Regions from separate parts of the Homo sapiens genome. Here region 2 is linked to region 1. A link is a contact called in ENCODE Hi-C or POLR2A ChIA-PET data. All regions are on one chromosome and are shown on one strand. The core of a region is the stretch at or near the end of the contact, and the rest is flanking DNA. Distances in the headings are between cores, read along the strand shown. Region 1 holds the start of ORC2 (origin recognition complex subunit 2). Region 2 overlaps TRAK2 (trafficking kinesin protein 2).

Region 1 (2,700 bases), core at 54-2,553:
CTCCTTTGAAAACAAATAAAAGATTTGCTGTAATTTTTAAAAACATAATCCTTTGAAAAAGAAGGTTGGATAGATTAGTGGTTAAACACCAATTTTAATATTGGAGAAACCTGAGTTCCAATCTCCACTCCATACTTTATAACTGTGTGACTTTGTCCAAAGTCCTGACGATTAAATGAAATGATGTGCCTGATATATAAAAGAGCATCACTGAATGCTCCCAATTATCGGTATTTTTACTTTAACCTTTTTCTTTTTTAGCTCCTTACTGCAGTGCACTGAGATATTTTTACTTTAAACTTCAACTTAACCATGCAGATCTCTTGTACATCTCTAACTCATTCAACATCTAACAGAAAAACTGCTCAATAAGTGATGATGTCCGTTTAACGTGCAGTGCCCTTATATAACGGTGTAGGGCCGTGCTATTTTTCTTCAGATTGCAATTTAACTGCGGGAAAGTGTAATGATTCTATTAGGATTTCAATTGTAAAATGAAAAGTAACGTCTCAACATCTTTTTAATTAAAAAGCTCTACCAAAAGAGCCTGGCTTATCAACATTTTACAGCCAAGCATGGCTCCAAGGTGACCGATCAGTTAGCTGGCAGGACACATTGGTGCCTCCAGGCTGGGATGACATCAAAGGTTCTAGCTACAGTGGTTCTGGGACGCGATCTCTTCCTCTTCATACCTCACAGGGCACTTTACCACTGTCGTTACACATCTTCACAGTTCTCCTTTTCCAACCAGAGGGCTTCGTAAGCTGGGAATCAGGTAGGTTAGTATCAGGCGTCCCTTGCACAAAAGGCCTATAACTGCGGGGCAGACTAACGAAAGGTCCTCCCAGAGTGAGCCTCTCACCTCAAGTCTTAAAGGACTTTGGCCTGCGCCTCCAGCCTCTGGCCAGTTGGCTGCGCTCCACCAGTAAGGGTTCTCGAGCCCCCGGGCAGCCTGCGGGGGGCAGCGAGGCGCAAAGACCATGCCCCAAGTGCCGAGGGAAAGTCCTGAGATGCGCGACTTGGGACGCTAGGGGCCAAGCTCCGACGCGGGGCTGGGTGCACCTGGACGCACCTCACACGCCGCGAGCTAAGCAGAAAAGGGAGGCAGGCTGCCCCGACACCCCACTACTCACCGCTAGGTTTCCGTCTGGCGCCGATCCGGCTGCGTCACGCCGGCCGAACGACACCCCGCTGAGTCGCCGCCGCAGGGAAGGTACCTTCGGCCCCAACGGGAAAAGCCAATTTCCAGTAATTCGCGCCCGACCACCGGGGAGGTAAGGAGCACCGGAGGCCAGCTGGGGGATGGGAAGCCTGCGTGCGGCACACCGAATCTCCCGCCCTGTTCAGGGGGCGGTGCCCGAGGAAGCCAATAGGAAGAGGAGTCGGCCAAGAGCGACGGCTCTGCCGTCCAGTCGGCGCCGGCCATTCGGCCCCGCCCATCAGGAAACCTGAGGAAAACGGATTCTTGGGCCCTGAGTTGTGGGCCTTACCTTTCCTTTCTTCTTTCCGTTTCCGGGGAAGGGAAAAGGAAGTGTTGTTTGGATCTGAGGAAGTTTGCACAGTAGCTGGCTGAGTGGTAGCTGTTTGTCTTGTAGCAATCTTTAAAAAGTGTTCTTTGGGGTCGGGCGCAGTGTCTCACGCCTCTAATCCCAGCACCTTGGGAGGCCGAGGCGGGCGAATCACCTGAGGTCGGGAGCTCGAGACCAGTCTGACCGACATGGAGAAACCCCGTCTCTCCTAAAAATACAAAATTAGCCGGGCGTGGTGGCGCATGCCTGTAATACTAGCTACTCGGGAGGCTGAGGCAGGAGAAACGCTTGAACCCGGGAGGCGGACGTTGCAGTGAGCCGAGATCGAGCCATTGCATTCCAGCCTGGGCAACAAGAGCGAAACTCCGTCTCAAAAAAAAAAAAAAAAAAAAAAAAAAGTGTTCATTGGTTTCCCAGCTACCTTTTGAAGAAAAAGGTAATGGAAATTGATTCGCATTTCTTTTTTAAAGATTTTCTTCATTTGGCGTGAAAGGTAGGATCTTGTACATCTCCAGGGTTTGGGGTAGGGAGAAGAAGAGACGTTAGGAGAAGCACTGAATATGGAGATGGGATCGGACGGCTAGTGGGATGAAGAGGCTGGGGAAATAGAATGAATAGACAGAGAAAATGATTGACTTCAACTATCCAAAATATAAAAAAGACAAGACAGAGAAAATGAGGAAGAAAAGGAATGAACCTGGATGGGATCCATACAGTATTAAGAACAGGGTATTGTTTCATTTGGATTCACTTACTCAAAACAAAACTACAGAGTACTCTGCGAACAGAAGATAAGTATTCATTATCGAGCGAGACAACTACGATCTCTGCATTCACTGTAGTTACCTAGCACGTGAAGATATTGAACGGACAATATTGAGAAAAATACCATGATATGGGAAGTGCATTGGAGCACATGGTAGGAGTAGCTAATTAAAAGCCCAGAAGGAGTCAGGAACAATTTTCTAGGAGGAAGAGATGTTTAAACTGAAACCCCTGTGTTGAATAGATTTAAAACAGGCCAAGAGGGGTAAAATTTTCCAGGTAGAAGGTCCAAATCCGTGTAACAGCTGTGTAAAATGCCAAGCATTGGGTCTGTTATTATGAAGGGCTTAGTTGGCCCTTAGGGCACTGGTCAGATTTGTATTGAAAGATCTTTGGATAAAGGAGG
Region 2 (2,700 bases), core at 28-2,527, 450 kb after region 1:
CATCATAAAGTTTATAATCCTTAATGTCTGGAGATATAGGGAAAGGGAGATTTTCCCAGTTACCAAGAACACTGGCTAAACTGGCAAAAAACTGGTTCTGTACACAACACCAAGCAATCCCTGGATTCTTCTAAAGAATGCTGGACAGTAAGAAGTCGAGGGTGTTGAAGTCGAGTTAAGTGTTGGACTCCTCATTTTAGAGAATCAATTATTTGATCCTTTTCAAATTTTTGATATTTGTCAATCATTTTTTATCAAAGACAAAAACAGCCACTGCTTTGTTGACTTTTTTGTGCCATTAAAAATCTTCCAAGCTAGCCCACTGCCACCACTGGCAATGTGCTGACCAACATCAAATTCTCTAGTGACAGGATTTCTCATTACAGCACTAGTGACATCAGCTGTTACTTCTGTAACAGTACTCTTCAATTTATTAAACATGGACTCCATGGCTGCAATATTGGGTAGTTATAGTTACCTTTTCCCTCTCCTTCCAGGAGGGGCAGAACTGGGCCTCTTTTTCCCCACCCCCCTAAACACAGGCTGTTCCTGCTCTGCCTTCACACGTGGCAGCTGGAGGAGGGAAAGGGATAGGGAGGGGAGGGATTGGGGACGAAGACTAAGGGAGGGGGGAAAAGACTGAAAGACCTATTGTCAGCTATTTTTATTACTGTATTACTATTGAGTTTTTACACCTAGAGATCAAATCAAGACTGCTAAAATAAGGTTGCTATAGTATCTAAATAATTACAGAGTATTAAAGGTAGAAGACACTTTCGGAAACCATCCAATCCTGCCTCCTAGATAAGGAAACTGAGACTTAAAGATGGGTAACTTGCCGAGGACACTAGAACCACCAGACCTGGGTCTCGACTTCCTATCCAGCACTGTACCCATTCTTGTTGCTATCTGCCATTTACAGGACAAAGGCTGACAACTTGTCCTAGAAAGCAAGTTCCTACACATCATGTCTCCAACATACAGTATTAGTCCTACATATCTCCTAATTCCTCCAGGTGTCTAATCTACTTATTGTCCTATTTTTCACTCTTAATATTAGAAAGATCATGGGTTTTGGCATCAGACGTAGCTTCTGAATCTGACTCCTCTACTAATTGTTAGACACACGATTCATCCTTTCAGAGCCTTAATTTCTCTCATTTGTAAAATAAAGATCATTTATCACACACAACAGTAGTAAGAAGTAACTAAAATAAGCAATTAAGGCACCCAGGGTATCTGGCAGATCACAGGTACTCACTGAATACTATTTACATCACTACTCTCTCACTTGCACACCTATAACACCCCCACCCCCATCTCTGAACAAACTGAGCTTTTGTGTTTTTATGTATCTGCCACTATCTTCCTGTTCCCAGTACTGCCCATCATTTAACACCTCCCAAACTTAGCTGTTTACAAAAAAGGAGAGTTATTTCTGTTAACATGCTTAAAATACTAGGGCTTAAAATAGCGAAAGTACAGGATGTCATATCAACCCTCTCACTTTTAAAGAGATGTGGTATTTCCTTTGTGGGTAGTATAATGAAACATGCTCTAGCTCTGGCAAAGAACAACAAAGTACTGGTTAAGAAAACAAATCCTTAAGAGAGTAAATTCCTACGACTTGACCTTGACTTCACAATGACATTTTAATAAGTTTAATAAAAGGAGGCTGGCAATATCAGACATCCCTATTCACCCAGAAGGAGAAGCAGTGGCTTGATCACCACAATGAGATAGAGATGAGGCAGATTTAAAACCTTAAATATGGTTCTAAATAAGCTCTCAATCCTTACAGATCTCTTAAATAGGAGACCTGAACATATATCCAAATTCTATTATTACAAGTTCCATGTGATTATCCAAATTTTTCCTGCCACACATATATTACATAGAGATTGTCATTTTAATACTCAGGAAGAGAAGTTGACTATAAATACATGCAGAGCTAAAAACAGACTATTAGGTATTCAACGGTATAGTGGAGATGAAGAACAAAAGTGACATTCATTACAAGAGATACTAGTCCCTAGCATCTCTTCTAGACTAGAATAATTCCCTACTTCCAAAATGTAATATTAAAAATAAGTGTACAATCCAGGCTTAGTAGATTAAGCTAAATATTCTTTAGACTAGCTCTTCCACCTTGCTTCCATATTCTGATAATGTTCCATTTATTACTCTTGCCCAGGCTTGACAACTCCTTCTCTACCATTTTATCCTCCAAATGTCTCCTTCATGTCCATTTTTTCCCAGTCATGCCTACCGGTAAGATAATTAAATCAGTGCTAGAATCAAGCACACTAGAGCTTGGTCTAGAGTATGATCTGTAGACCTACAGATGAAAAACAAGCCTCAAAGGGTTAACCTTATCAGCAAATAACTTAAAGTCTTGCCAAAATAAATTTTAACACTTTTCCAAGGAAGACAACAAAACCTAAACACCTAACAATGTAACATTCATAATATTCACCAGTCCATACAAAATTACTAGATATGCAAAAATAAACAAAATGTAATCCATAACCAGGAGGGAAATGAGTCAACAGAAACAGACCCGTCATGACAGAAATAACAGAATTAATAAGCAGCAATTTTTTATATCCTCTATTTTTAATATGCTCAAAGATTTAAGGGGAAAATATGAACGTAATGGAAAGAGAAACAGAAGATATGCCTGCATTTTAAAAACCCAAA

Evidence for each region. A loop is a pair of places that touch in the nucleus more often than their neighbours do. ChIA-PET counts read pairs that join two places held with the same protein, here RNA polymerase II (POLR2A). Pooled maps may share reads with other maps.
Region 2: a pooled map shows a loop between it and region 1 (2.9-fold over the local background). The contact joins the enhancer-like site here to the promoter of ORC2 in region 1. A Hi-C loop is called at or near these places in 4 of 50 pooled maps. POLR2A ChIA-PET finds 5 or more read pairs at or near these places in 2 of 52 experiments (K562 and OCI-LY7).

The regions. Positions count from the first base shown.
Region 1 is chr2:200,962,357-200,965,056 of GRCh38, forward strand. It overlaps ORC2 (origin recognition complex subunit 2), which reads right to left and starts at 1,304. Exons shown (of 18, transcript NM_006190.5): 1 at 1,134-1,304. It overlaps LOC105373835 (a long non-coding RNA gene), which reads left to right and starts at 1,076. Exons shown (of 3, transcript NR_187976.1): 1 at 1,076-1,274. RefSeq lists an enhancer at 537-606 and a silencer at 1,315-1,713.
Region 2 is chr2:201,412,859-201,415,558 of GRCh38, forward strand. The region is part of intron 2 of TRAK2 (trafficking kinesin protein 2); the gene reads right to left. It also overlaps the pseudogene SCYL2P1. Among named protein-coding and RNA genes, the nearest start is that of TRAK2, 37 kb to the right of the region's middle. Within about 2 kb of position 1,278, at least 5 of the 41 ENCODE cell types and tissues checked have a DNase peak (open chromatin) inside an H3K27ac peak, as active enhancers do.